2 separate regions of the Mus musculus genome follow, and region 2 is linked to region 1. A link is a loop called in an ENCODE intact Hi-C map of the cell type or tissue named here. Cell type or tissue: heart. All regions are shown on one strand. Each heading gives the region's core, and the rest is flanking DNA. Links, peaks and the distances in the headings are about the cores only.

What was found. A loop is a pair of places that touch in the nucleus more often than their neighbours do. Peaks named below come from ENCODE experiments on the same cell type or tissue, not always from the same donor. Only the 100,000 strongest peaks of a DNase experiment are listed, where the experiment ranks them.
Region 2: a loop joins it to region 1, with 5 times the contacts of the local background. A loop is called at or near these places in 13 of 42 quality-filtered maps.

Annotation. Positions count from the first base shown.
Region 1 is chr5:123,822,661-123,838,678 of GRCm38, reverse strand. No RefSeq gene overlaps it. Among named protein-coding and RNA genes, the nearest start is that of Hcar2, 35 kb to the left of the region's middle. In heart, for the core only: a CTCF peak has its summit at 10,970; no DNase peak of the experiment used is centred there.
Region 2 is chr5:123,981,174-123,997,191 of GRCm38, reverse strand. It overlaps Hip1r (huntingtin interacting protein 1 related), which reads right to left. Exons shown (of 32, transcript NM_145070.3): 2 at 7,824-7,887; 3 at 7,459-7,601; 4 at 7,199-7,255; 5 at 6,170-6,250; 6 at 5,678-5,754; 7 at 5,387-5,448; 8 at 2,334-2,474; 9 at 1,239-1,296; 10 at 1,078-1,153; 11 at 821-961; 12 at 611-672; 13 at 349-421; 14 at 78-261. It overlaps Mir7032 (microRNA 7032), which reads right to left and starts at 340; the gene lies at 262-340. In heart, for the core only: CTCF peaks have their summits at 826 (motif pointing right) and 4,178 (motif pointing right); DNase peaks (open chromatin) are centred at 3,671, 4,221, 4,791 and 5,671; H3K27ac peaks cover 2,053 bases.

The DNA of each region.
Region 1 (16,018 bases), core at 7,693-15,692:
CTCAGGAAAGCAGACGCTCTGGTAACAGCTTCAGGATGGGGGGAGGGTAAAAAGGAGGGAGAGGAAGAGTGAGACAAAGAGAGAAGGAGAGAGGAAGAGAAGAAGGGACAGAAAGAGGCTCAAGAGGACCCAGGTCCCATCATCTTTCTGGTTATCTCCAGCCAGGATCCAGGAAGCTCCTGACCAACACAGCATCCTTCCACAGGCATTTACAGCTTTAATTCTGCAGAGCAACACATCTGTCTGCATGTGGAATTTTCCACCCGAAAATTCCCTTCTCTGACCCTAGAGAGCCCCAAGCCCCCTTCACCCGGGTGCTCTGCCCTCCCGAGGCCTCTCCCCTTCGCTGTTCTGACGAAAGGGAGATCTGTAGAGTTCCTGTCTCCTCGAAGATTTTCATGTCCCCTCAGCCAATCCCGATGATTTAGCTACTCCTTTATAAAAGGTTTTCAAGTTGTGGGAAAGTAACCGTGATGGAGATGCATCAAGATTGCTCCCTCTGAGGGGTGTGTGTGTGTGTGTGTGTGTGTGTGTGTGTGTGAGCTCGCGTGCTCGCCTGTGGAGGTCAGAAGAGGGCACCGACCGGCACTGGATCCCCTGGAACTACACTTACAGGCAGCTGGGAGCTGCTGGACACTGGGAACTGAACTCTGGTTCCCTAGAACAGTGGTTCTCAACTTTCCTAATGCTGCGGGAGACCCTTCAATACAGTTCCTCATGTTGTGGCGACTCCCAAGCAGAACATTATTTTGCTGCTGCTTCATAACTGTAATTTTGCTACTGTTATGAATCGTCGTCTAAATATCTGATATGTGGTTCCCCCCCCCCCGGGGGGTCGAGACCCACAGGCTGAGAACCCCTGCTCTAGAGGGAAGCCAGCTGGAAGCCACCTTTCCAGCTCTGCTCTAAGAACTTAGGGAAAGGAATTAAGTTTCTATCTGTCTGCATCTGGGGCTCTCTCTCTTTTTAATTCTCTCTCTGCAGTATTTGTGAGAATTTCTGTGTTCAGTGTGTCCTGTCCATGCGGAGGTGAGCTGTTTATTTAGTCCTGAACGGCCTGGAATGCAAGCTATTTCCAAAACAATGGGGGAGAGTAAAAATAAGAGGAAACAAAACCACGGAACCCTGTTGACTTGGAGACAGCTGCTGGAATCAGGACACCAGGGAAAGGCCAGGAGCTGGGCAGATGGATGTGAGTTGGGAGCCTGGAGACAGTTCCCTGGGAGTGACCTAGGTGGAGAAAAATACAGGACTCTTCCTTAGACCTGTCCTGCGGCTGGATGTGGTGGTGTATAGCTGTAGTCTCAGCATTCGTGAGGGTGACGGCAACATGGGCTATACAGTGAACAACAAAATCCTGCTTCAACACACACACACACACACACCTGGAGCTGGGAGGAAAACAGCTGGGGGAATAGTGCTGGCCTTGAATATGGGAAATGTAGTTGGATCCCCAGTGTCCTATAAAGTGGGTGTGCTAGCATAGGCCTGTGGTCCTAGGAGAAGGCAGAGGCAGGGGGATCAGCAATTCAAGGCTTTTCTCATCTACATAGTGAGTTACAGGCCAGGCGGGGCTACATGGGACCCTATATCAAAATGAAAAACAAAACAACAACAGCAACAACTCTACAACAACCCCCAAGACAAAAACAAAACAAAAACAAACAACAACAACAACAAAAAAAACCCAAAACCAAAAAACTGATAGGACTGGACAGTTGCTCAGCAGTCAAGAGCCCCCTGGCTGCTCTTTAGAGCATCCGGGGTTGTTTCCCACCATCCATGATGCTGATTCACAAGCGTCAATATCCCCGGTTCTGATGCCCTTTCCTGACTCCCTTGGGACTAGAATCCAGGACCTTGTGACTGGCTCACTGAGCAATACCACAAACCCTCACCCACTCCTGTGGACTATGTAGGGTTTCTGTAGATTCAACAGGATCATGAAAATCAGGTCCAAGGGGGTTGCCATATAAATTCTACTAAGCAATGGCTGGCTACTCAGGAGGCTAAGGAAGGAAGATTGGAAGATCAAGGCTTGTGTGGGCTGCAGAGTGAATTCAAAGCCAGTATGGGCTACTTAATGAGAGCCTGTTTTAACATAAAAAAAAAAGTATGAAAAAAAAGAAAAGAAAGATAAAGGATATATTTGAGTAGCAGAGTATTTATTTGTCTAGCATGATAATACTCCATAACTGAAAAATATTAAGAGGTGACTGGCTGCTCTTCCAGAGGACACAGGTTCAATCCCCAGCACCCACATGGTGGCCCACAAACCTCATTAATTCCAGCTCCAGGGGTATCTATCGCCCTTTTATGGCCTTCATGGGTACTGCAAACATGTATGTAGAATCCTGATACTCAGGCAAAACATCTGTACACATAATAAAAATCTTTAAAATAAATTAAGCATTGGAGAGAAAGCACAGTAGTTAAGAGCACTGGCTGCTCTTCCATGGTCTGCTGGGACCCTAAGAACCAGCCTGATGTGGAATTGGATCTTTGCACATGTAATTAAATATTGGGATGAGATCACAGACAGGTGGACCCTCGTTTGATGACACTGTTCTTGTAAGAGAAAGAAGAGACTAGAGAGATGACTCAGAGATTAAGAGCACTGGCTGCTCTTCCAGAGGTTCTGAGTTCAATTTCCAGTACCCACATGGTGGCTCACAACCATCTATAGTGAGATCTGGTCCCCTCTTCTGGTGTGCAGGCATACATGCAAGGAGAACATTATATATACAATAAGGAGAGAGGGGGGGGAGAGAGAGAGAGAGAGAGGGGGGGGGGGGAGAAGGAGGAGGAGGAGGAGAAGGAGGAGGAGGAGGAAAAGAAGAAGAAGAAGAAGAAGAAGAAGAAGAAGAAGAAGAAGAAGAAGAAGAAGAAGAAGAAGAAGAAGACAGAGATGCACAGGGAGGAGGCCATGATGACAGAGGCAGAAATGGGGTGTCACAGCCCCAAACTGAGGAGAGCACTAATGAGAAAGGAGGAGGGGGGGAGGAGGAGGGGTAGGAGGAGGAAGAGGAGGAGGAGGAGGAGGAAGAACAACATCCTCAGACCTCAGACTTCTCTGTGTGTGCTGGTGTGCATGTGCTTACGTGTGTGAGAGACAGCATGTGTGTGCAAGTGTGTGCAGGACAGCACCTGACACTGGGTGTCTCTCATTTCTTGTTACCTATTTTTTTATGTATCCATTTAACTCTCTTTCTGTGTGTGTGTGTGTGTGTGTGTGTGTCTATGTGTCTGCGTGTTATGCACACTACAACACAAGTGTGGAACTCAGAGGACAATTTGCAGGAATCAGTTCTCTTCTTCCACCAGGGATCCAACTCAGGTGCTCAGGTTTGGGGCCAGGCATCTTTATCTTCTGTGCCATCTTCATTGGCTCTGCTTTGCTCTTAGTGTGAGTGTGTGTGTGAGTGAGTGTGTGTGTGTGAGTGTGTGTGTGTGTGTGTGTGCAGGCACCCATATACCACAGCACACATATGGAGATCAGATCAGAAGAAAACTTTTGGGAGCCAGTTCTCTCCTTCCACCATGGGTTCTGGAGACAGAACTCAGGCCATCAGGTTACACAGCACGTGCTCTATGTACTGAGCTGTCCCACTGACCCCTCACTGCTCTCCAGGCCAGAGTGACTGGCAAGCAGGTTCAAGGGATTGGCCTCCCTCCACCTCCCCAGGGCTGGGATCATGGCCTTTGAACCACTGAGCCTGGCTTTTTAGTGTGAGCGCTAGGGATTGAAACTCAGGCCCTCCTGCTTACGTGGCAAACACTTTATCAACTAAACCATGTTTCCAGCTCCAGACTCATTCTTTTAGGACTTAACTGGAGGGTGCCACATCCTGCAGAAACCAAGAGCCTGGATTTGGGAAATGGGATGTATTAGTCACTTGGAGATGCTCTAATCGAGTGACTAAGAAAAAACAACTTAAGGGGGCAAAGATTTAGTCTAAGTTAGAGTTACTATTGCTGTGACATGACTAAAGCAAATTGGAGAGGGAAGGTGTTTTTTGTTTGTTTGTTTATTGCTTACACTTCCACATCACTGTTTATCATCAAAGGAATTCAGGGCAGGAACCTGGAGCAGGTACTGATGCAGAGGCCAAGGAGGGGTGCTGCTTACTGGCTTGCTCCCCGTGGCTTGCTTGGCCTGCTCTCTTAGAGAACCCAGGACCACCCACCCAGAGGTGGCGCCTCCCAGAATGGGCTGCTCCCTCAACCCCTAATGAAGAAAATGCCCTACAGGCTTGCCCACAGCCTGAGCTTGTAAAGGGATTTTTTTCAACTCGGTTTCCCTCCTATCAGGTGACTCTAGCTTGTGTCAAATCGACAGAAAATTAGCCAACACTGATTTACGTTGGCTTAGGGTTTCAGAGGGATTTGAGTCCATTATATTGGGAAGGCATAACGGTGCATGCTCACGATAGTGAGGCATATAGCAGCATATCAAGGCTGACCAGGAAAGCCAAGAAAGCCCGCTAGGTAAGCTTTCAAACGTTGGTCCCTACTGACCAGGCCCCATTCCCAACATTCCCCAACCTTCAAAATATCTCCACTAGGGCTGGTGAGATGGCTCAGTGGGTAAGAGCACCCGACTGCTCTTCCGAAGGTCCGCAGTTCAAATCCCAGCAACCACATGGTGGCTCACAACCATCCAAGATCTGACTCCCTCTTCTGGAGTGTCTGAAGGCAGCTACAGTGTACTTACATATAAATAAATAAATAAATAATCTTTAAAAAAAATATCTCCACTAGGCCGGGAGCCTGAAGGTTCAAACCGTACCCTTTGTTCTCCAGAAGTGAGAGAGAACAAACTCCTGTTGTTTTTCTTTGTTTTGTTTTTCGGTTTTTCTGAGACAGGGTTTCTCTGTGTAGCCCTGACTGTCCTAAAACTCCTCGGTAGACCAGGCTGGCTTTCAACTCAGAAATCCGCCTGCCTCTGCCTCCCGAGTGCTGGGATTAAAGGTGTATGTTACCACAGCTATACTTCTGGGTTCTGTCTTTAGAACAGAAACAAGACAGATGACACCTCTGTAAACACCAACAGCAAAGCCCCCAAAACTCACAACCATGACATTCTTCTTTTTCACTTTCTGTCTTGTCTTTTCTTTTTTGAGGCAGGGAGTATTAGTTACTTTTTGCTGCTGCAATAAAATACCATGAGTATAGGGGGCTGATACTGGGATGTAATGTGAATAAATAAATAAATAAATAAACCACCACGCTTAAAGCAACTTACAAAAGAAAGTTCATTGTAACTTATAGTTCCAGAAGAATAAGGATTTATCATGTAAGGAAGGCATAGGGCAGGCGCCAGGTATGGTGCCATGTGACAGGCATGGTGACAGGTGGCAGTCATGGTGGCACATGACAGACATGTTGGTAGGTGGCAGGCATGGTAGCACATGATAGCTATGTTGGTAGCCATTTTGGCGTGCATGACTGAGAAAGCAACCCTTCAATGGCAAACGTAGAGTTGGAATCAGCCCACTGAAGTAGGGCAGACCTATAAACACTCACAGCCAGCCTCAGTGAAGTCAGCCCTGAACTCACAGAGACCCACCTGCCTCTGCCTCCCAGGTGCCGGGACTAAAGGCCTGTGTCACCCTGTGCCTGGCCTCTTTTTCATTATCTTACAACCTTTAACATACACATTCTTATTTTATCCTATCAGGTACACTCCCCGTTCCCTGCAGGGCTATGAGTGAAACATAAATCAGAAAAATGACACCATGACCCTCGACTTAGACACAAGAAAATAGCTTCCTAAGAAAAAGGCCTTCTACTAAGAGACTACACTGCAGAACTCTTTTGTTATTGGCAATGCTGGGGACCGAACCCCTGGCCTCATGCATGCTATGCAAACAGGCTACCACTGAGACACAGCAGCCCAGGGCGCACAGTTTGTATCTTTTTACATAGTAAATTTATAACCATAGAATGGTCATTAGTATATAACTGATGGCCACGGGGCACTAAAACAGAGGAAGACACCCCACTGTACCAGTTCCTGGGGTTTGATGATGCAACTTTTCCTAGACATATGGCTCCCGTATGACCACGACACCAAGGGTAGGCACGTGACATCATGGGACCAAAAGTAGTCAGGGCGATTTTGTAAATTGCCACTTCTCTTTTTCTGAGGTATAAAATATAGTATGTGCTGTGCATTATGCAACCATTTTTGGACTTAAAATGTTAATGAAGCCTAGATATAGGGACACTGGCAAAAATTAGCCAACAAGCCTTGTTTTTGAAGCAATACCACTTCCTTCTCTTTCCTCCCTGCGTCATCTCTTCCAATACAGAGGATGCACTGTTGCTTCAGACGTGATGAAAGCCCTCATTAGCTCTACAATTTTTTAGATTACATTTATTTACTTACTTTGTGTGTGTGTACGTGTGTGCACGCACACATGCGCTCCTGTGCACATTTTATGACTCACACACGGGGGTCCGAGGACAATTTGCGGGAGTCGGTTATCTCCTACCACGTGGGTCTCAGCGTTTGAACTCGGGTTGTCAGTCTGAGCTCTGTTATCTGCTGAGCATCTCAGCAGCCCAAGAGATTTTAAATCTAAGCTTAAACACAAGGGGTCAGACAAAGAGAGGCACCAGGAAGAAAAAAGCTTGGGTGTGGCTTCTGAAAGGGACAGTCATAGAGAATAGGACATACCCAAGTGTGTGTAGCAGCTTCTCATGTGAGGGTGCCTGATCTCAAATCTTGACAGGTTACTAAACTCTCATAAACTCCTGCTTGGACTATCAGTGTCTTGTGTCAGTGAGGCAAATCTCTGTGGGCTTTCAAATAGGCTGACTCTCTTACTCAAACAATCCACCACGGGGCTGGAGAGATGGTGGCTCAGTGGCTAGGGACATCTGTTGCTTTTGTAGAGGACCTGGCTTCTATTCCAACCACCACACGCGCTTACATCCCTAAATAAAGTTTCGGAGCTGGGAGAACGGAGCCGCTAAATGAGCAGACTGAAGTCTCCCGCCACAGCGATGCTGATTCAGGTCCCCAGACAGTTTACACTCGGAGGTTAAAGAGAAACCACAGGAGTAAAGTCCTCATGAGTTCAAGCTGTGTACAATCACAAGGACAAACCACAAATGGCAAACACGTTTTTTCCACATCGGCATAGAAAGGATAGTTTAAATGTTTAATTGAACTTGGTGGTGATGACACCTGCCCTTAATGCAAGCACTCTGGAGGCAGAGGCAGGCAGGTCTCTGTGAGTTCCAAGGCCAGCCTGACCTACAGAGTGAGCTCCAGGACAGCTGGGGCTATACAGAGAAAAACTGAAAAACAAAACAAAACAAATAAAAATTCAATGGAATAGCATCAGCAAGCAATAAAAAATAATTTGAAGTAAGCTCATTCCTATCTGCTACATCTGGGAGAGGCACAAAAATGCATTTCAAGAAAACTTCCATTTGGAAGACAGCGAAGCCATAAACCTCTTGTTTTCTCTCACGCACTCAGAATTCTCCCTGGACAACTCCAGTCTTGGATGGTGTCCCAACACAATGCCTTCTTCTGGCCTCTACAGGCACCAGGCACGGATATGGTATACAAACATACACGCAGGCACAACACCTGTACATATAAAATGTTTTCCAAAAAATTTTTTTTAAAATATCCATCAAAAACTATGTAAACAGAGTTGGGGAGATCTTAGCCTTTAAGAGTGCAAATTGCTCTTACAGACGACCCAAGTTCAGTCCCCAGCCCTCATGGTTGGTTCTCACAACCTAGCGATCTGACGCCCTCTCCTCTCTATGGGCATTTGCACACACTCACATAAATACACATACATGTCCATAAATGAAAAGTAATGGACTGGAGAGATGGCCTCAGGGGTTAAGAGGGCTTGCGGTTCTTACTGAAGACCTGGGTTCAGTTCCCAGAATCCTCAATTTTTAAAAAAATATTTATTTATTTATTTTATGTATACGAGTACACTGTAGCTGTTGTGAAGGTGTGAGCCTTTATGTGGTTGTTGGGAATTGAATTTTTAAGACCTCTGCTTGCTTCCACCGGCCCCACTCGCTCCAGTCAATCCCTGCTAGCTCTGGTCAGCCTCAGCTCGCTCAGTCTCTGCTCACTCCAGCCCAAAGATTTATTTATTATTATACATAAGTACACTGTAGCTGTCTTCAGACACTCCAGAAGAGGGCAACAGATTTTTGTTATGGATGGTTGTGAGCCACCATGTGGCTGCTGGGATTTGAACTCAGGACCTTCGGAAGAGCAGTCGGTGCTCTTACCCTCTGAGTCTCACCAGCCCCGGACTTTATTTTTTATTTTTTGGTTTTTTGGTTTTTCGAGACAAGGTTTCTCTGTATAGCCCTGGCTGTCCTGGAACTCACTTTGTAGACCAGTCTGGCCTTGAACTCAGAAACCCGCCTGCCTCTGCCTCCCAAGTGCTGGGATTAAAGGCATGCGCCACCACACCCGGCTCAGATTTCATTTTTTATCAGGTCATGCTTTCTGTCACCAGGGGAGAAAGAACACTCCATCAACTGATGCTCCATTTCTAGCGGTCAAGGGATTAAAACGTTAGCAGCGTCACTCTGATTGACATGTAGAAGGGTACGTGTAAGTCTCAAAAACTCATCCTGTTCCCTGGAAGTTAGTCAGTGCTAACTAACTTCCCACTTTCTGTCCCTTGTCATGTGTCCTTGTGACTATGAAACATATAAGGACTCATTTTTTTTTTTCAAGACAGTGTGTTTCTCTGTATAGCCCTGGCTGTCCTGGAACTCACTCTGTAGACCAGGCTGGCCTCGAAATCAGAAATCTCCCTGCCTCTGCCTTGTGAGTGCTCGGATTAAAGGCGTGTGCCACCACTGCCCGGCATAAGCACTCATTTTATTCTGAGATTGAGTAGCCAAAAATAATTAATAATTTCAGTAATTTCGTAAGTAAAGGAGCGTTAACTGGTTTGATCTTGTTCAGGCAATCACAGCTTCTGTGAGTTTGGAACTGCAGCAGTCCTGACTGGTCTGGAAGATGCTGTTCTGCTCCGGGCTTCCCGCCCTATAGCTCTTACCATCTTTCCATCCCTCCCACCCCATCTATAATGGTTCCTGAGCCTTTTGAGTTAACAAAGAAACTAATGGGGCCTAAGAGGTGTGCAAGTCTATCCATATAGGTACAAATATAGAGGGCAGATTGATACCGTATCCATTTAGTCGAATAATATTAATAGGTTCTGTGATGGTTTGTATATGCTTGGCCCACAGAGTAGAACTATGAGGACGTGTGGCCTTCTTGGAGTGGGTGTGGACTTCTTGAAGGAGGTGTGGCCTTGTTTGAGGCAGTATGTCACTGTGGCATTCTGATTTGAGATTCTCCTCCTAGCTGCCTGAGGGCAATTTGCTCCTGGCTTCCTTTGGATGAAGATGTAGAGAACTCTCAGCGCCATACCTGCCTGGAGGAGACTGTGGTGTTTCCTGCTATGATGATAATCGACTGAACCTCTGCACCTGTAAGCCAGCCCCACTTAAGTGTTGTTCTCTTTTTATGTGTTGCCTTGGTCATGGCGTCTGCTCACAGCAGTAAAACCCTAACTGAGACAGACAGGTTCACTCCTGATGTTGGTCGTGGGTCCCTGGTCAGAAACTCAGTACCAGGTATGCATTTTCTCTTGCAATTCAGGCCTTAAATCTAAGAATAAGGTGATTGGTTGGTTGCCCCCCATGACAATTGTGGGACTCTAATGACCCAGGTCATTAGAGTAGCCCATGGTGTCCATAGCTGGGTAAAATTACTCATGACATCTCCTGCATAACTCGGACCTTTATGGCACCTTCTAGTTCTACAAAAAGTCACCAGCAGGAAGGAAGTGTCCTATTTAGCACCAGCCTGATTTCTCCATGTCCTGCAGCCAGAGTGTATGGTGTCTTTAGCAATAGTGTTTTACCATCAAACTCTGGTGGACAACCAACAGCGGTGGCGATAGCCTGTGGTATTTTGGGGGGTAGGGGGGTCTCTGAACTATTTGGAGTTTTAAAAGAATAAGTGAATTCTTTTTATTCTTGACGACAAAAGTGGAAAAAAAAACTGACCATTTATAAGGTGTGCCTTTATGTTATTTATATACTGTTATTTAGAGTTTTAAAATATATTTTGTGTGTGTATGAGCGTGCGCACACACGTGAGATTGCACACGTGTGAGATCGTGCACACCTGCGTGCGTGCACGCATACCATAGGATAATGAGGAGGTCAGAGGACCTTTCCTTCCAGCAATGTGGGCCCTGAGGATTGAGCTCAGGCTCACAGGCTCACAGGGAAGAGCATTTAGTCACTGAGCCACCCTGCTGGCTTTAATTTGGGTTTCCTGAAATCGAGTCTCACAGTGCGGTCTCGGCTTGTCTGAAACTTGCTATGTAGTTCCCTGTTGGCCTTCAGTTCAGATCCTTCTGCCTCTGTCATCGAATGCTAGGATTCCAGGTATGCACCGTCACCTTCATTTTATTTATTTATTTACTTATTATTTTTGTAGTAGCTCTATGAAACAAGAGGCTTTCTGCAGGTCACCTTCCTGGGAAGTTCCCAGTTCCAGTTTGAACAGATGCTGGTGTCCCAGAGCTGGCACCATGGGATTTATGCTCAGTGAAATGCCCTGAGGCAGGCAGTGACAGGGTCCAGCTTAGGTTACAATGTCCACAGGAAATAGCAGAGCCGTGACTGTATAGGATACACATGGGATCGCAAGAACAACCACATATAATCAAGTTATAATTAACACAGCAATAAAGCACAAGGAACCGTGTGTCTTGAGTTCTCAAACAAGACTTCCCTGGCAAACCTTCCATCCTATCAGAATTCGGTTCTGCCCAGGGGAACCGGAGCGCAGACTGGGAACCAGCAGATTGGGAACCAGCTCCTACTGGTTGGGCTTCAGATTCAGCAAAGCTGGCAGCCAATTGCCATTTGTGAAGTTCTAGTGCCACCCTGTGATCCCTTGTAGGGCTTGTGTGTTTGTAACCAAGTACACAACAGCACACTTGTGGTTTCTGCCTTATGATTGGTGGGAACGCAATCACAGATACCTAAATATAAATTTTAAAATGAAATTCATCCATTTATTTAAGAGGAGGAGTATGTGTGGAGGGCAGAGGTCAGCTTGCAGAGGTTGGTTCTCTCTTCCCAGACCTGGGGGCGCCAACTCAGGTCAGTAGGCTTGTTGGTAAGTGTTCTCATCACCCTGTGTGTGTGTGTGTGTGTGTGTGTGTGTGTGTGTATCCACACAAACCTCAAAGTTCACTTCCTGATCCTCCTGTCTCCACTGCCCAAGTGCTGGGATTATAGGCCGGACCAACAAGCCCAGTTTCTGAATTCTGCAAGGCTGGGATTGAACGCAGCGCTCCGCACAGACTAGCAAGTACTTTAGCAGTTGTGCCACATCCCAGCCAGATCACCAATATTCCAGAAGTAGAAATGTGAATAATGAGGCACTATTTTCACCTACGAGATCAAGACAGTTCTTGGAGAGGAGATTGATTGCTCAGTGTTGGAGACAATATAGCAAAGACATTTCCCACCTTTGCTAGCAGGCAAGGACATTAAGACCTTTTGAAATGCATATATGTAGTTCAGTAATATGCAGTATGGTTGGGGAGCATCCAGTAAGCATCTCTTCTCTGGGAAGAGAGAACCAACCTCTGTTTCTGGGGATGTATCTTAAAAAAAACATAGTGTGCATGTGTGTGTGTGTGTGCATGTGTGTGTGCGTGTATGTGCATGTGTGTGTGTGTGCATGTGTGTGTAGGGTACAGGTGTGTTGGGACACATGTGTGGACAAATCATGTAAGCCTTAGGAATTAATTTCAGGTAACTCACATTTTGTAACAAGCACCGGCCCTGGGAATGTAGCCTATGGCAATGATTCTAAATATGGAAATTTGTAAAAAGCACATTAGTAAGAGCTAGAAAGAGGCCTCTTGCTTTCAGAGGATCAGAGATATACTCCAAACACCCACATAAGGCAGCTTTCAACTGCTTGTGATTCCGTCTTCAGGGGATTTGACACACATATCTGTGGGCACAGGCACACACACATAATTAAATATAAATATTTTTGGAGGAAGCAGTTAAGACAGGGTCTCAGTATACAGTGTTGGATGGCACAGAAGTCACAGAGATCTGCCTGCCTCTGCCACCTGAGTGTCGGGATTAAAGGACTGCACTACCATGCCAGGCTAGCATTTAAAAAACAAAACAGGAGTATTCTGCTAGCAGCCTTCAGATGAAGATGTACAACTCTCAGCTCCTCCTGTACCATGCCTGCCTGGATGCTGCCATGTTCCCACCTTGATGATACTAGACTGAACCTTGGAACCTGTAAGCCAGCCCCAATTAAATTATTTTATATATATTATATATATATATGATATATATATTTATATATATATATAATGATTTAATTTAAGCATGTGTGTGTGTGCATGCACGCATGTGGGTGCAAATGTTATATATATATCAGGACAGAACACTATTAGTGCAGTCTAAATAGTTGGGCACAGTGGGGCATGTGGGTAAATTCAGGTCTTAGGAGTACAGGTAAAATGAACAGAAGCTCACTATCATTTGTTACATAGCAAGTTGAGGTCAGCTTACACTAATGAGACTGTATCTCATCCTCCATCTAACTGTGGAGTGGACACTCAGTAGTGGAGAATACAGGAATACTGGGGATGTGTTACATGGAGGACAATATCCTACATCACTTTTCCTCCCAGCCCACGGAGGAGATATGTTATCCTACATTATGGATATGAGCGTGTACTCAGGAATCCTGAACAAACCAGTCTAGCTAATATACCTATATCTAGTTGGAAGCATCTGCGTCACCTGAGCGTGCCTGGCTCTCAAGCCTGTGGTCTCTTTACAGTACCAGTGACAGAACAGGCAACCATTGAAAACAACACTTTGAACTGTGCACAGCGGTGCATGCCTGTAACCCCAACACTTGAGACTTTTACAGATCATGCCTGGAAACCATAGGAAGGTCGAGACCTTTCCTGCAAATAAGAAAGACTAAAATCTTGTATTTTTCAAAGGCTTACAGTGTGTCAGGTACATTAGTGAATGCCTTCAATCCTAGTACTTAGTAGCCATAGGTAGGTGGTTCTCCGAGTTCCAGGCTATCCTAGAGAAACTATCTCCAAAACAACGGTTTATAGTAGGGGTTTGGGAGATGGCCCAGCAGTTAAGAGCATGTACAGACTCAATTCTCAGAAGCCACATGGCTCACAACCACTTTTGACTCCAGTTCCAGAGGATCCAACACTCTTCTCTGGCTTCCAAGAACAGTTGCACCCACATGTGTGCATGCACACACACACATGCTTAAATTAAATCATAAAAAAAAATGCTTGATTGCTATTTTTTCTCTGGTGAAATATATATATAAACACACGATATGAAATATATATATATATATTATCTTAATTTGCTGCTGTTATATTGGTTTCTGCTGCTTTGACTCTGCTCGCTCACTCCAGGGCTAAATTCCTCTGCATTGCTGAGCATGTACGAAATGCACTATTCTCATTTCTTTGGTTACCATTGACTGACTACGTCTTGAAAAAATGTTTCCTTATGCAAAATAAAAGCATCAGCTGGGTCTGGTGATGCACACCTATAACCCTGGATGCAGGAGGAAGATGGACTCCAGGCCAACCTGGGGTATATAATAACACATCTCCAGGCTAACAGTCATAGCTCATGGTATATATAATTTCAGCAGGTAGAAGGCAGAGACAAGAGAATTCCTTGGACTTTCAGATCAGCCAGGGCTAAAACCAAATGTGCATTTTTTTTTTTTCTTCTTTGAGACAGGGTTTCTCTGTGTATCCCTGGCTATCCTGGAACTCTGTAGACCAGGCTGGTCTTGGATGCACAAAGATCTGCCTGCCTCTGCTAGGATTAAAAGTGTGTACCACCATAGCCCTGCTACATGAACATTTCTCACAGGAAGTTGATACTAACACTGAACATAGAGAAACATTTCTCTCAGAGCAGCCAGATTCTCTTGTAGCCTTCCAGACAGCATCACTCACAGATTTTCAGGTTTACTAACATGTGACAGAATGCTGTATACAGTCAGATATTTTGTTGGGGTGCTGCTATGCTTCTGTGGGTGCCTGGACAATCACAGACATCTTGCTTGGCTGCAGGGAGTATACTTCTGTTGGAACTTTCCCCAGCAGTGCTCATTGATGTTTGTAAAGAAAACCAGGGCCACATAGCAAGATGCCACCAATAAATGTGTAGTGGACAGCGATCTGAGGTCCTTGGCCAGCTATATTTCTCTGGTTCTGTCTCATGTGTAGAGCTTATAGTTGGACTTAGAGGAACAGCACAGAGTATGTGTATCCTGTTTCCCAGAACTTGCATTCCACCTGACTTTTGTTTTTTTAGGTAAATTTAGAGGGTAAAAAAATACAACCTGGAGACAAAACAGAAATTGATTCCAAATCCTGGAACATGCTAGATAGGAACTCTCATTACAGGGCTATGTTCTTGGAGGCATAACACACACACACACACTTAAAATATCCTTCTGCTTCTATCTCCCAGATATTTGGACTAAGGGCATGAGCCCCATGCTCAGCTAAAAACAATGCTCATCTTACTTTCTAGATAGCCTCATGTATCCTAGAACTCCTAACTAATGTAGTCACAGATGAGCCTGAATTTCTCTCCTATCCTGTGGGTCCTGGGGGTTAAAGTCAGGTCACCAGGTTTGGTGGCAGCTGCCTTTATCTGCTTAGCAAACTCACCAGCTCTGTCCTAATGTTTTAAAAAGTAACTTTACCATGGGTATGGGAGGCAGAGGCAGGAAAGTTGAAGCCATATTGAGTTACACAGCCAGGTAACGTGACTAAAGACAAGAAAAAAAAAAAAAGTCCATTTTTTAAAAATAGCTTTACTGGCCAGGTTTGGTGGGGTGCCGCCTTCATTCCCAGCATTTCGGAGACAGAGGCAAGTGGATCTTTGTATGATTGCAACACGGTCTAAACAATGAGTTCCTGGCAACCAGGGCTACACAGCAACACTCTCACCAGCCCACTGTTATATAACTCTTTAAGGTTATTTTTCTGAATACATTTTTCAGATACTTTTAAGAAGTCTTTTATTTATCCTGAAAGTCATCACTATGTTGCTTTGAATCACAGACCTCAGATCCCCAGAGGGGACAGCCACTTCAGGAATGACTCTGGGCACTGGTCCACGTGTAAGTGGGTAGCAACCCACATGCAAGCAGTTGCATCTTGAAAAGGATGACAGGCGCTGGAGACACCATAGGGCCAGAATGGACAAGTGCATATCATATCATATCATATCATATCATAGGCAGTCTCCTATGTCAGGAAGCTTGACCCCAACCTCTAGATAGCCAGGCATCTATATGGACACCACCTTCCCAGGCAGTGGTACAGACCCTCATCTGGAAGTGCTCAATCGCTGAGCCGTCTCTCCAGCCCATGCCTGGCACTCCTTTTGCTCCTTTAACACCTTGTAGGAAATCCCTGGCATTCAACCCTTTTCCTGCCTAGCACATCGTTGTCTTCCATCTTTGTATGGCAATTGATTGTGGTGAGAATTCCGGTGTCTGTTGTGTGAATGTGTTTTTGTTTTAATCCCAGGTGTGGGGGTGCAAGTGCTTCACAGCAGGTGATTATGATGTGCCTCACGCACTAGCAGGGGCGTGATCTTTGCCAGCTGCAGATGGTTGCTGTTGCTGTGGTTTGCCGAGGGGTAATGAGCAAAGAGAAACCATGGCAACATAGATTGGACTTGCCCCAAGGAACTCAACGCCCCTAATCAGCAGACGTAGTCTAAAGAGGTCTTTGCCCCATTTCCCCTCTAACCTTCCTTCCTACCTAGTGTTGGGGGTTGGAAGGTATCAGGGTGGAATGAAGGTTGGAAAGGAGGGTGAGAGGTATAAGAACATAATAAAAATAGCTCAACAAATAGCGCTGACAACCGCATG
Region 2 (16,018 bases), core at 768-8,767, 170 kb before region 1:
GAGGCTGAGTGGAGTAGGCAGGCAGGGGGTAAGCCACCCCTCACCCTGTTGCTGGGTGCCGCCCCAGAGGTACACACTCTCTGCTTCCTCTCGAAGGCCCTGGTTGCGGGCGCCCTCCAGCTGCAGGGCCTTGAGCTGGGCCAGCTCGTGGCGCAGCTGCTCGTTGTCCACCAGGGCCTTCTGCTTCTGCTTGCGCTGCTCCTCCAGCTCTGCCTCCAGGCCATTCACCTGGCCCTTCAGCTGGGAGATGTACCGCTGTGCCTGCAGGGCGGTACCGAGAGGATGGACCCCTGGTTTGCCCATGTGGGGACCACCCTCTCGGGGACCACCCTGGGCCACGCCCCTCACCTCCATCTTAATCTTCTCCAGCTCAGCACGGAGGGTCTCCACCTCTCTCTTCAAGTTCTCGATTTGGAGGTCCCTGGGGACAGAGATCCTGGGCTCAAGTTCATCATCCAGAAGGTTCCTGACTGCCCAACACCGGATCTCAGATGTCACTAGCAGTGGTTCAGGGCTGGGTGTGTCATTGCTCTGGAGGTCCTACCTATGACCTTCCCAGACAGAAGGCCTTTCCTAGCCTCCCCACCCCAGCTGGCTCCTCGGGACTCACCTGTCATCCTTCATGGAGCCATTGGGGGGTCCAAAGGTCTGATCAAAGAGGTCAGCCACCACCTGCCATAGCAGAGAACATGGCGCTCTGACCTGCCGCCTACGCCCTTGAGGGACGGTAGGGGAGGCCCAGTCACCCTACACGTGCCAAGTCTTGTGTTTGAAGCCCTTCGGGATCAGACAGTGGGACAGTGGGACATGGGGACCTCACCACTGGCTCCCCAGCAGGGGGTGCACTGCTGATTTCAATTAGGTTCTCAGGCTCCTCTTCCTCTGGGGCCTCCTCGGGAATCACCACCACCGGCTTGATGTGCTCAGCCAGGGCTGAAGCCCGCAGGAAATTGGGGGGTCCCTGTAGGGAGAGTGTTTGGGAGATCCTCAGCCCCCCTCCCCCCCCAGAGCCTGCCAGGAGCCAGGGGCTGGTGGGCTGGGAGGGGGCTGCGGGGGTGGAGGCGCAGGGCTGGGCACCTCAGGCAGCCGCGGGATCTGGATGAGCCTCTTGAAGTACAGCATGTCTGAAGCTCGGCGGAAGAAGTTTTTGAGGCTGCAGGTGGCAAGGGGAGACAGGTCACAGGGGAGCCATCAGCCCTCTTGCCCACCATGCTATAGCATCGTTCCCTGGCTGGTACCTGTGAAACTGCTCGTGGAACCGATCCCTGTGGCCTTGCAGGGTGTCTGCCGGGAGACCTGAGGGAAGACACAAGTGACCAGGACTTCCTCTCTGCACGCCGCTCTGAGGCTGCTTTCCCTCCCTGACCCACTGGAGAGTAGAGGGGTGACTGTGGCCTGGCCAGTCCACCCTAACTGGGAAGGGAGATGAGGCCCCATGAGGTCACCTCACCTCTGATGGGAGCCAGACAAGGTGGCACCGAGCAGACAGAGAGATTGTCAGGGCCAAAACTGCCTCCCCAGCACCTGGCTCTGGAGTGGGGCTCTAGGACTGTGGAAGTCGCCCTGAGCCAGCACATGTGACCTGAGGACCTTTTCCAAACACTGGTGACAGCCTTTTCCCTACTGCGCCCCAGAAAACACGTGACCCAGGGAGGGGCCACGGTCCTCCCCTACAGTAGGTGTGCAGAAAGCCATGAAAACAAACAGCTCCACACACGAAGTCTCTGCTTTGGAAAATGGCCATTCCCCCCCCTATCCCCAAACACATTATTGGTGTTTTGTTCTTTTGTTTTTGTTTTTTTGGAGACAGGGTTTCTCTGTATAGCTCTGGCTGTCATGGAACTCACTCAGTAGACCAGGCTGGCCTCACACGAAGTCTCTGCTTTGGAAAATGGCCATTCCACAAACCCCCCCCCCCCCCATGAAACACATTATTAGTAGACCAGGTTGGCCTCGAACTCAGAAATCTGCCTGCCTCTGCTTCCTAAGTGCTGGGATTACAGGCGTGCGCCACCACCGCCTGGCTCACATTTATTGGTGTTAACGGGGAAGGGTTTATTGGTTCTCTTTCTAAACTAGTACTCTCTCAGTCCTCTCTCTCAGTCGTCGTCGTCGTCTTTCTTCGTCTTTCTTCGTCTTCTCCTCCTCCTCTTCCTCTTCTCCTCTCTCTCTCTCTCTCTCTCTCTCTCTCTCTCTCTCTCTCTCTCTCTCTCTCTCTCTCATCTCTCCCTCCCTCCCTCCCTCCCTCCCTCCCTCCCTCCCTCCCAGGCCTCCTTCCCTCTCAGCACAGGAGGACATAGGGCCTCCCGTCCCCACCAGGGCTGCACACTCACAGGAGTGCAGCTTAAACATGAGCTTCACTGTGTAGTGGTACAGGTGGCTGCAGTCCTGAATGACCTGGATGAGCGGCGCTAGGCGACACTGGCCAGAAGACATCTGGGACACTGCGATGGCCGTGTTGAGCTGCCGGAAAACTGAGAAAAGGGCGCAGGTGGAAGCCAGCATGAGCAGATGTGGCTGGAGGCCAGCTTGTGGGCAGCCCCACCCAGGTCCACTTTAGTGGCAGCTCAGACACTAGGGCCCTGGAGTGGGTGAGTGGCCCTCCACTGTGCTGTCAAAACCATGGTGGAGGTTTAGTAATGGCTGGGATTCTAATCTGGGCCTTCAACAGCATCCTCTAGGCTGGGACTAGTGTCCTGTGCCCCCTGGAACAAGGTCAAGGTGGACAGTAAGGCTGGGCTATGCTCTCAATAAGCTCTAGTTAGGGAGGGTTTTCTAGAACCCTCGGCCAGGGTGAGTTGGGGACAGGCGCTGAAGGACAGGAATGCCCGCTCCACATTCCAGGGCCGCAAACTTACACTGTACCTCAGAGACGGAACAAGCTTAGGGCCCCAGAGAGGTGGCTCAGTGCGCACCACCAAATCTGATGGCCTATACGTCACATGGAGAGGGACAGACCCCTTTAAGTTACCCTCTGACCTCTACACATGTGCCATGGCACAGGCATGTACACACACACACACTAAATTAAAATGTAGCCCATCTATTTTAAAATACTGTCACTCCAACTAAGCATGTTAGTGCAAACCTATAATCTGCTCAGAAAACTGAGGCAGGAGGATTGAGCTCAAGGCCAAACTTCTGAAAAGCAAGACCTTGTCTCAAAAACAACAAAAGAGGCCGGAGAGGTGGCTTAGGGGCTACTGTGCTGGCTACTCTTCCTGAAGACCTAGGTTCTATTTCCCAACACACACACACACACACACACACACACACACACACACACACCCTCACAACTAATCCATAACTCTGGTGCCAGAGGGTTTGATGCCCTCTTCTGGCTTCTACAGGTACCAGGCATAGACATGGTACACAGATGTACATGCAGGCCAAACACCATACGGGTTTGGTTTTTGGTTTTCGTAAAAAGACTGTCACTGTAATAGCCCATCGTGTAGCTGTGGAGACTGGCTAGTGTCTGTTCCAGGTCACAGCCTTGAACACAGGCTCTGTGAGCCCCAAATGACCTGATGCCTCCTCACTTGTCCTGGAGACCCTGACAATCAGGCCTTGTATCAGAACTCCAGAGAAAGAGGGACAGACAAAGGACAAACACGAGGCTGCCTCCCCTGGCCAGCATCTTCTCTGGGGCAGAGAGGGGAATGACAAAGAGCGGGGCAGTGAGCCAGGCCGGGAGAGCAGCCAGGCCCCATGTGGGGCAGATCTGAGTGGTGCCAGAAGCCCTCAGCCCCTTGGTCTGGCCATGCCTGGGGGGGGGGGGGGAGGAGCTGTCTGCAAGGATGGAAGCCACACTAGGGTTTTGTTTCTTTGTTTGGTTTTGGCTTTTTTTTATCTTGGGGTGTGTGTGTGTGTGTAAACTCTGGTTTTGTTCTGTGCCCTTCCTTTCTCCCTTCCTCTGCCCCTCCCTCCTCCCCAGAGTGTCGCCCACCCACCCACCCCCACATGCTAGGCAAGCACTTCATTATTTAGGTGCCACCCTGGCTAATCGAGACCAGATTGGTCTCAAACTCAGATATATGATTGATTTTTTTCTCTTAAGCACCAGGATTAAGGGCATGTGCCACCAAACTCGGACCTCTTATTTAAAGTTTTCTTTCCTTTATTTTCTATGTATAGGTGTTTTGCCTGTGCACCACATGCCTGCAATGCCCTCAAAGGCCAGAAGAGGGCATCAGATCCCCTAGAACTGGACAGTTAGGACCAGCCACAGGGCCAGGGCGCTCTCCAGCCCTTCTCACTTTTGAGACTGGGTCTCAGTAAGCTCCCCAGGTTGACCTTGAACTTACTCTAGCTCAAGCAGGCCTCAAATTCACGATTCTCCTGCCTCAGCCTTCTGAGGCACATCGCTCTTAACAGCCTTGCACTCCCATTGAAGGCAGTGTGTTACAGCGGGCTTTCTACTGAGGTAGACCTGCAGGGGTTTCTATCTTCTGTCACCTACGTGTGCCCACTCTCTATAAGTCACCAAGGATAGGGGCCTGCAGGTCCTTCCCCCTGGGCCTCCTCCTAGGTCAAGAGCAGCTAGGGTGGGACACAAGGGCTACGGCTTGAATCTCACGGCCTGTGTGCTCTGAGGAGCTCGGGCTTCCCCTTTCTGCCAGGACTCAATTCCTGGTGGCCTGGGTCCAGCTGCACTACTGGGCCACACCCCTGGTGACCTGCCGTTTTGTCCTACTCCTGGACAGGCTCCACGCTGGCCTCTCACCCTCCAGAGCCACAGGCCCAGACCCAGCGTACAGAGTGGCTGTCCTGCCTCTTCCCAATTCCCTGTTTTTCCTTAAAAAGGCGTGTGCCTTGGGCTTCATCATAGCCAACAGTGAGTCACAGCAGTTATTTTGAAGGTACAGCCCAGAACAATCACCTCCCAGGCGGGCGGGGAGGGTGAGCCCTCAGAGATTTCCTGTCCAACAGCTGCCAGTTCTTTGGCTGAACAGTCTGACAGGACCGTGAGGCATTTCAGAACACACAGTAGGAAATGTTAGCCATGTTTTCTCTCCTGGAGAGTAGTGCGGTGCCGAGGCCAGGCAGGAGCCTAGAGGGTCCTCCATGGGGCACACCCCACCCTCCACACCCAGGGGCCCATAGTGGCCTTCATGTGCCATGTCTTGGACACACGTAGGGTCTCGAGGAAGGGAAGTCTCTGCTTGTGCTCTGGAGGTACCATGAGGCCCCCTTCTGTCTTGGAGGGAGAGGGACCCCAAGGAAGAGGTGCACGTAAGACCTGGGTTACTGTGGGTGCTCTATCAGAAGAATCACTCGCCCAGTGTCAGTGGGGCCCAGGTTTCACCCCAACAGCAGGAAAGACAAGTGAAAATCCAGCCTGCCCACCAGTGCCTTCACAGCCTGGCATGAGTGACTTGCTCACCTGACTCAGAAAGCTTCAGTTCACAGTCCATGTAGTCAAACATCTCCACGGTAAGCTGAAAACTAGGAGAAAAGACGGGGATGCAAAGGGCAGCAGGGCACACCCACACAATCCCCGAGACCCCTTAGGAACAGGAAGCAAACTCCATCAGGCAGAAACATGGAGTACCTGATAAACCCCTTCACCCATAGCCTGGCCCCCTGGGGGTCATGACCTTCAGCCCTGTGGCCTCACTTGACATGGTCCCCAGTGGGCAGGCACTTGGGGGAAACTGAGGCTACACAGACTCACATGTTGTTGACATCAGTTCCCGCCGCCTTCTCCAACACCTCATCTGTTACCTCCAGGCCTGCAGGAAACTGGGGATGCTGCAGAAACAGCCCCCACGCAGCCTCATTGAGCAGCCACACACGGGTCCCATCCCTGCTCCTGACAGCTCCCATGAGAAGGGGAGTCGCCAGGGAGGTTTCTCAATCCCCTCATTCTGTGATCCCAGCTTCTCTGGTTAAGCCAAAGGGGCCGACAGAAATCCTGGGGCTGAGGCAGGGGCAGCCTGACCAGGACTGACGGGCAAGGCCACTGGAGCACACACAGGCTGGCATCTGCATTGGATCTATGCAAACATGGAGACAGCCCGATGATCTCCTGCCAGTCTTCCTAGCCTCCACAGCAAGTGGACAGAGCATGGATGGACAGGTGCCATCCAACCCCCTCTATGCCCCAGGATGTCACAGAGAGAAGAGCCTCCCAGTCCCATAGTCCATGATTGCTCAGGGAGACTACCTTAAGGTGGAAGGAGATCTTAGTCAGCAACAGTTTGGTATAGATATTCACCAGGTGTCCATACTGGTCACGAAGGTGGCCCTGTGGGGATGGGAGCCCTGTGTGAGGTCACTGTCAAGAACACACCTAGGAATCCCAAGGATTGAGCATGTGCCCAGACAGGAAGAAAAGAGGTAGCAAGAGAAGCAGGCCTTTCTTCCACAAATCAGTCACTCACTCGCTCAACAAACATTTCCTGCTAGTCTTCACCAATCTCATTACTCTGTCTCTAGCTTCCCCTCCTTAACCTCATTCCTTGTCACTCTTGCCAGAGAAAGTCTTGTGAGAGGCAAAGAGAGCACTTTGTCGGGGCAACAGGCCAGTTCTGAGCAGGGCACTTTACTAAAGAGCTGGTGGCATCCAGGGGAGGTGCATTCTGGTCTGCACACAGCTTCCTTGCTCCCTCTTGCAAAAAACACCATGGTGTGTGGCCACGCCAGCAGGGCCCGTGTCTGCAGCAGGCACTGTGACGAATGCCATTTTCCTTACATCAAAGGACACGCATAAAGCACAGAGGCTCTGGACAGGCAACGCTGTCCCTCTGGGTCTGCTCTTGGAGATCCATTCAGCTGAGTGCCCCAGGAGAGCTTTGGGAAGGAGGCCTGAGGCCTCTGACTTCTGAGGACCTTAGAGGGAATCCAGACACGGGCTCCCCAGGGGTCTGACTACCGACTCTGAGAACTGCCAGGCAAACGCATGGAAAATTCAAGGCTATATGTGACATGCCTTCTAAAGCTTCTGGTTAAAGTCTAGGGGATCCTGGGAGTCCCGATCTTCACAGAGGCATGGGGTTGCCACCTGTTCCAAGTCAAGAAGACTAATGGGCTTGCTTTATGGAGCTGTCGGCCAATCCGCCTGCCCCAGGCCCCAACTTCACACTGACTGGTGCTCAGCCTCCACAGTAACCCCAAGGACAAAAGGAAAGAGAATCCCCGCCCAGATGCGGCCCTCAGCTTGGCCACGTTGCCTGAACACTGTCCCCACACCTACCCACAAGTCACCGATCTCACGTATGTTGCTCCGGTACCGCTGATAGTCATGCAGGACCTGCAACCAGAGAAGGGAGGGGAGGACACAGAACCTGAGCCGTCCCTCCCAGCACTGGGCAGGGTGTCCAGCCCCCAGCCCAGGAGGACAGACACATGTCAGAGCAGCACACTTCCATGGGATACAGTGGATGATGTCAGCTGGTGGCATGGCGGCGGCGCTTGCCTGAGCCTGTGGGACCAAGGGCTGTGCTCACTACTCACGTTGGGGTGTCCGTCCCGGAGGACCTTGTGAAGGACGTGACAGAACTTCCAGCTGAGGATGGAGCTGCTGGACAGCGGCAGGCCGATGGCATAGGACCAGAAGGTAAAGGCTCCCTTCTCATGATGCGTGCCCAGGATGATACCTTAGAGGGTCAAGGCCAAGTGGAGGACAGACTGACGTGGGGGCAGTTAGGGGTTCTGCAGACAGCCCCTCCCACTGGGCGCTGGCACTTTCTGCAGTTCCCCATGTTCTCTGCGAGTCCTGGGGCCATGCTCTCCCAACTCCCACACCCTGGGCCAGGGCCGTGCTCAGCCCACAGTCTCCTGAGAGCTAGCTCCCTACGACGCAAGGGGCACAAGGATACGCCGGGCATGCTTCTCCTTCACTGGGGCCTCCTGGCTGTTGATGGCTTTGCTGATACTGATGGCCTGTGAGAGACACAGAGGAAGGGTTAGATCCCCGTCTGTCCGCAGCCGTATGGAACACACAACCCAAAGGAAGACGGGTCACCTAGTCTGGTGGAAGACGAGTTTGGGGGCAAGAAAGAACACATTTTCCCTGATCCACGCTCTGAGGAAACTTCTCTTCCATGACCTGTAGCTGGTACCAATGTCACGGTGACCGAGAGCCCCAGGCTCAGGGAGGCAGGGAGGCAAGCTGAGCTGTGGCTCAGAAAGGCATATCTGATCTACCTCACATTGTTCTCCTTGAAAAGGTACCCAGACTCCAGGAAGAGTGGCTAAGGGCACGGCCCAACACAGCATTCTCTGCCCATGCTCGCACCAGGGAGAAGGGTAGACATCTGCCCTTTGGCCCAACTGGGCTCCTCAGCCTCAGTATCACCCCCCTTCCTGTCCGGCAGAGCCCACAGCACAGAGGTTAGCTGACATTCCAGCCAGGACCAGGCAGAAACCAGGCGCTAGCACTGGCCACACTTCCATAGGCACCTGCTCATGCCACTGAGGACAACTGTGGGCCCTGAGGATGGGGGAAGGGCAAAGGAGAGCCTGCGTGGAGCCAGGACACTGTCACCTGAGAAGGAAGAAACCTCACACTTGACTAAACCATGCCATAGTCTTGAAGGGACTCTCACCTCCACTGGACACATATTTTTTTTAAGATTTATTTATTTTACATATATGACAGGTATACTGTAGCTGTCTTCAGACACACCAGAGGGTATCAGATCCCATTACAAATGGTTGTGAGCCACCACGTGGTTGCTGGGAATTGAACTCACGACCTCTGAGTGCTCTTAACCACTGAGCCATCTCTCCAGCCCACTGGACACATCTTATTTCCCCAGCTCAATGCCTTCCAGTCCAGCTCCATGGGCAGGAAGTCAGGCCACACAGAGAGCACTATCCGTCACCCACTCCTCTAAGGCTACACTAGCAGGGACAGGGGCGGGAGGTCAGATGAGCCTTCACAGGTCGCTAGTGTTTATGAACTGGAGTGAGCTCCCCAGGCCCCAGACAGGAGGGTGGAGTGGACTGACAGGCACAGATCCAGAGGCCAGGACATGCAACCGACACGAGTGTGCTCACCCAGGTGAGCCAAGGACCTACACTGGGCGTGCTACCTAGGGACACAGCCAACAGGCCAGCAAGTGCCGGGCAGTGTGATAGCTTCGCTTTTGCTCCATCTCCCAGAGGCCACCATGCACTCCCGCTGCAGCATCGGACCAGAGGCCACCATGCACTCCCGCTGCAGCATCGGACCAGAGGCCACCATGCACCCCCGCTGCAGCATCTCCCAGAGGCCACCATGCACTCCCGCTGCAGCATCTCCCAGAGGCCACCATGCACTCCCGCTGCAGCATCGGACCAGAGGCCACCATGCACCCCCGCTGCAGCAATGGAGCAGTAAGGCCCTGCATGTCGGGGCAGTGGGTTCCCAACAGCAGATGCTCAGCACATGCTCAATAGGCTGGCTCAGTTTTCCTAGAAGAGTAGCAGGCCTGGTGGGGCAGAGTCCCTTTCTGATAAGATGCACTAATCTGGGTCTGTCAGGGCTGGGCATGGGCTGCTCCTGAGCTGGACCCTGCTCCCCAACAGCCTAGAGAGGCCCACTGACCCCCATTCACATACAGAGCCCACTAGGGTCCTGAAAGAACACAGGCAAGCTCTGCCTTCCTTCCTAAGTACACAAAGCCTCAGGCAACCAACCACCTGTTTGTGTGCCGAGCCTGCTTTCTTCCCATGGCCCCCTCCAGGTCCCATTTTCCACACAAGCACAGGGCCGCCACCCAGCAGCTGTGGGGAGACTGCCACTCTGCACGCCCAGGGTATCACCTCGACTGAGGGGATACTTGGCACAACAGTGGCCAAGAGGGACAGCCACAGAATGCCACCCATCTCCTAGAGGCGTCTGGGAGATGGTTACTATGCTGTTTCCTTATTTCTTAGAGGAAAGTTCAGAGAGATTCTGTGTCTTGTGTACATTGGTAATAAAGGCAGAGTCAGGTCTGTTGGACTCCATGCTGTGTTCTTACAGTGACTGGGACACAGCTTCCTGGTACAGCTTTCCCCTGGAAGGGATCAAGTGGTAAGTGGGCTGGGCCACGCTCACAGCAAGGAGCGTCCCACCTCTGGGCTGTGGAGCCACAGCCTACACTTCCTGACATCTGAGCTGCTCTCATGATGAAGGCCACCTGCCCTAAAAGATTCCTGGCAAACAGGGAGGAGAAGGAGCCACCCATGAAGCAGCCCATGGGGCAGCCCACAGAGCACAGGTGACAGGACCTGGGAGGGGCTGAGATCCTTGGAAGTAGTGAGTCTGGGAATGGGCAGGCAGGAAGTCTCCCTCTGAGGAAAAGGTTACCAAGAGCCCATGATGAGACCCAAGCCTCCCTAGCCTGCAGCAAAGCCTCTACTTCTCTTCACCTTAAAACAGAACAAACAAACCAACAACATCATCAACACACGGAGACTGGAGAGATGGCTCATGGGTTAAGAGCATTGTCTGCACTTCTAAAGATCTCAAATCCCATGCCCAGCGTCCACGTCAGGAGGCTCACAACCACCTGTAACCCCAGCTCCTCTGGCCTCTGTGGGCACCTGCCGTCCCGTGTACAGACACGTGCACATAATTAAAAGTGGCAGGGGTCTCTCAGCCACCTGAGCCAGCAGAGCAATAACCCAAGGAGCGAGAAGGTTCAACACAACTCAATAGCGGGTGTCGACTCAAACTTTGAGAGTGTGGCCCCAGAAAATCTCTTCACATTAATTTGTGCTCATGTGTGTAGAAGTCCAAGAACAATTTGAGGAGCCATCCTCTCCTTCTACTCTCCAAGTCCCAGGACCATTACCTTAGCAGCTGAGCCATCTCAATAACCCTCAACTGGAGGTTTAAGCCACACACACACACACACACACACACACACACACACACACACTCACACGCACACTCACACACACACACACACTCTCTCCATGAGGCTTAGTTCAAACTCACTGTATGGCTGAGGCTGAACTTGAACTCCTGGTTCAAGAGCTGAGATCACAAGTGTGCATTACCACGCCCGTGAGAGCCCCCCCTTTCTCAAAACCCCGACGTGTAACACACTCAACCCTCCCCATCCTCACCTGAGCCACAAAGACCACCAGGCCCCTCACCCCTTGCTGTTGTGTTAGGTAGGATCTCTCTACTTGGTTCTGTCTGTTCTCAGACTTACTATATATAGAGACCAGGTTGGCTTTGAAAACCGAGGTCTCCCTGTCCCTGCTTCCCACGTGCTGGGATTAAAGGGGTGAGATACACAGTTGGCTGTCCCTGGCCCTCTTTAAATCTGGTTTACGATTCTCCAAATGTCCCCCTGGTAGCGTTACTTCATCACTTCACGGCATGTCGCTGGCATGTGCAGGAGTCCTGCCTGTGTGTGTGGCTGCTGCCCCAGCCTTAGGGTGCAGCAGTAAGGTCACAAGGACAGAGGAATGCAGCCCGGGAGGGAACGTGGCAGGGGCTTCTGTGGAGGGCCTGGGTGCCACCCATCCCTGAGCTGGCCACAAGGGACAGGACCGTGTCAGCTAGCCATCCTATGCAGGCGCAGGCTGGCTCCCGGGAACACAGGCCCGTTGTGTGCAGGGTGGGCAGATGTGTGGGGTGGCCAGCACCACACAAGGAGGCCCAGTGCTCGCTCACACAGTAAGCGTCTGTGGGTACTCCTGGCCCCTGCTCATCCTCCCAGACAGGACAGCAGGCAGGGGTGGCACCCACCCACCTCTCCTGGGCTTCTCTGTGAATTGTCCTCAGGAGGTGGCTGTGGGTCACATCTGAGCAGAGTGGAGTTATGAACGCTTCAGAACCTCCCTGTGTGTGGAATGTCTGGCAGACCCTACGACACAGCTCTGAGACTAGAGTGTGACATGGTCTGACCTCAGTGACACTTGTGTTTCTGAAACTATGTCACCCCCACACTCACATAGCAGGTGGGAAGCCACACAGTGAAGGGGGAGGTAGAGGGAATCCCAGCCCTGAAAACAGCCTCCCACCAACCTGGTACATCAAGAGTGGACTCAGCGGCCCTCAGGCAAACCAAGAGCTGGAGAAACCTCAGAACACTAAAGGATGGGGGTGTCTGGGTGCTTATCATACCCTAAATCCTGTCTGACTCCCCAGGAAGCCAAGAAGAGTAATTTCCATACAATTGAGAGGTGCAGAACAGTGTCTTTTTTTTTTTTTCCCCCTTTGAGAAAGGGTCCCACATGCAGCCCTGGCTGGTCACTGTATAGAGCAGGCTAGCTTTAAACTCAGAGATTCACCTTCTCTGCCTCTCAAGTGCTGAGATTAAAGGCATGTACCACCATGCTTGGCCCAGTGTCCCTACTTCTTCATAAATCAGGAAAGTCCCTCTCAGTCTGCAATGGGACAATCCAGGAGGCAATAGGGCAAGTGCAGTTACAGGTTGCACGGCAACTGTGAGACGCCTGGAAACCGCTAGGCACCTACAGGAAGTCAGCAGACATAACAGAGCGTGGGCAGGTGAACATTCATGGATATGGACCACCAAAAAAGGCAGTAAGTCCACACCCATGCCCCAGGAGCCGCCAGTCTATGAGAGGACAGTGTCAGCACCAGGAGGGGCTGACCTTCAGAGGGGCAGAGGCTGAGAGGAAGCACAGAGCTGCCACACAGAGCCATGGAATGACAATACATACAAGTAGGAGATAGAATCCTGACACCTGCCAGGCTCGAAAAGCCCGTAGCGTTGTTCCATAGGGTCAGCGGCCAGGTCCCAGTGACATAATGGTCCCATCAGTTTTACTGAGTTCATCCTTGTGCCAAGTGCTTGACCAGGGAGTCTCATCAGGTCTTCAGGAGGAGCCCCAAGAATTCTTAAAAGACCCTGATGCTTCAGGAGTTGGCCAGTGTCATAAAAACAAAACATGCCAAGTGTGTCACTTAAACAGGCCCGCCCTAAGCATCCAATATCACAACAGGACCCTCCTGTGGCTGTGACTCTCACAGAGAACAGCAGTGTGGAGAAGCAGAAAGACTGCCCATGGTACCACAGGTACAAGGGGTTGGCAGGACTCATTCCTAGCCAGCGAGCATCATCTGAGGCGCCCCAGAGCCATCTTCCCAACCCAACTGCGGCTCCTCTGTATCTCCGTGTACTGATGTCAGTACCATCCTGAGCCCTCTTCTGCTGGGCCGCAGGTGCTGCTGCTGTGTCCTGCCTGAGGCCTTAAGAGTTGATGGGACATGGCTACATGCACAACTGGCCTCTTAGTACCTTCACTCTGTGTGCTCCTCCTACAGAAACAGGACTCTCTAACTGAGTACCCCTCACTTACTGGGAGACACTGCTTTAGAAACTTCCCATGCCCAGACTTTAGCTTCCCCAAGTATGAAGCAGAAAACTCCGGGGCCTCCTAGAAAGCAAAGACTCAGCAGCTCAGGCTTGGCTGATGTATGGAAAAGCCCCTGTCTAGCATGCACGAGGTCTTGGGCTCCATCCCCAGCAAAAGGAAGGGAAACCAAATCAATACAGAGCCAGTGTCAAATGCATCTTTGTGATCCTCCCTCAGCTGCCTCCTGGTCCTTATATGTGGGGCCGTGAAAGTGAAAGGCAGCCTGTTTTGGTTGAATGAGGTTTGCTCCTGTGACCCAGTAGAAAACTCTACAAGGGACGGAACAGTGAGCCACGTTTCCAGACACAGGTGCCTGACACCACAGAGCTCCCAACTCCATAATTCTGTGACTATCAGTCACGCAGACAATGTCCCAAGCTTTTGGCATTCTAGCTAGACTCCACCCCCACATTTTCCTGACTATAGCCAGGTATGCTCCTCCCCACAGTTGGCAACAGCAAGATAGCCCAGCTCACTATAAAAGGGGCTGCTTGGCCCCCCTCGCTCTCTTTAAGCTCTCACCTTTCTTACTCTCTTCTCTAGCCCTCCTTCTCTCTCTCCTTTTCCCCTTTCTCCACATGGCCATGACCAGCCTCTTTCTTTCTACCTTCTTTCCCCCTTTCTACAATAAAGCTCTAAAACCATAGATGTCTCTGTTCATCAAGCCCTGCCGTGCTTGAATGATGGGATAGGCTTTCCCCTAAAGAGCCTCATCTAACCTCCCGCTGGAAGCCCTTCCCGTGCTCTAGCCATGGACGGGACCAAGGATTCTCGCCCACGTGGGAACCACCCAGCACCCCCTCTCTCCCTGCCCTCTCCTCCTTTCAGCCCTGGGGGGCTGACCGAGCCACCCCCAGGGGCCCCCATTTTGTTCTCAGCTTTTTTGCAGTGTCCAGCTGTGTCTGGGATGCCCGAGACTGAGAACCTGTTATCTCTGGCCTCCATGAGGCCCAGACACCTATGACGGCCCCTTGTCCTCCCCCACGGGCTGGGTCTGTAGCTTCCTACAGCCAGACACCCACCCAGGACGTGTGGAAAGCATGCAACAGTCCTCCCGTGTCTGCCTGCCCAGAGCACCAGAACTGTGGCGGGACGCGGGTTTTCTCCCACTCCCTTTATTTCCCCATGCCCACTACCCCGCATCTGGTAGCAGAGGATGGTTGCACCATCCATGAGAGATGGAACCAGCTAAAGAATTCACTCCACACACAGAGACCTCTCTCCCTGCCCTCTCCTCCCTTCGGTCCTGGGGATGACCAAGCTGCCCCCAGGGCCCCCACTTTGCTCTCAGCTCTTCCGAAGTGTCCAACTATATCTGGGATGCCCGAGACTGAGAATCTGTTATCTCTTACTTCCATGAGGCCCAGAGACTGCCTCGAATCTGGTAGCAGAGCCAGACCTCTGCTCACAGCTCTGAGCCTCTGGGTGGCCTGCCTACAGCTACCCTGACTAGAGCAGCTACCTCCGGATATAGGACATCTTGGAATTTTTTTTTTTTTGAGACAGAATCTGGCTATGACTGGCCTAGAACTCACAGAAATCCACCAGCGTCTACCTCCCAGTACAGGGATTAAAGGTATGTGCCTCCTGTGCCTGGCTGTGTCCTGTTTAAGTTCATGTATAGCATTTGTCATCTGACAGTGCTAGTTTATCACTTACTCTGTCTCCAACTCCTTGAACACAAAGGCACCCCACTCCCCATTCATGAGTTTCATACTCAGTAGATTTGACCAAATGCCAATTAAAATATTCAAGGAGAAAAGTCTGCATTTGGACCGCCCACAGGTAGGCGTTGTCTTCCTCGTTAGTCCATAAGCAGCAGAGGATAGCAGTTCATGTGTAAGTCATGTACACTGTACTGAGTACATGGTTTAAATCATGTGAGTAGCTGTGCATAAACCATGTGTAAATACCATTTACACAAGGGACTTGAACATCCATGGATTCTGGTTTGTTTGTTTGTTTGTTTGTTTTGAGATAGGGTCTCACTGGGTAGCCCTGGCTAGCCAAGAGCTCACAGAGATTTGCCTCCTGTGTGTTAGTATTAAAGGTGTATACCACCACATCCTTGGATCATAGTATTTTCAGAGGTCCTGGACCCAACTCCCTACACAATGAGGAATGGCCATACATCTTTCCCTCTGTGGCATTTCCAGAACAGTCAATAAATCTTTACTGGACACATGTGAGAGGGACCTCTTGAGCATAAGAGCGCTTTTAGACACAGGCACTGGTAACTTCAAGGCGGTGTCTTTCTTCCGCTAATTACTAAGCCACTAGAAGTATTTATTAAGGGAGCTATAAAATAATTTCTATTTTTAAAATCATCCCTGAAGTGAATCAACTTAAGCCTCCTTGTGTGGTTATCACGAGGCTGTACAGCAGCAGTTGGCAGCGACAGACAGGTTCCTCCAAGAGCCCAGGCTCAGAGCCGTTGGCAGGGCGGTGAGTTATTTTGCTCTGTGATTCCAAAGACTGGCTTGGAGGACAGAGTGCTCTCATTCAAACACTTTTGCTACCTCAAAGGCCATTGATGACCACAAACACAGGAGTTCTGTAGCCGAGGAGGCTAAGATGGGGCCATATGCAAAGCAGCGCAGAGGCCCAAGGCAGAATCATTTCAGCAGACAGGAAGTCAGCAACCGACTGGCCCTGGCCCATTCAACTGCATCCCCCTTCATTCGAATCTCCTGTCCCTTCACTC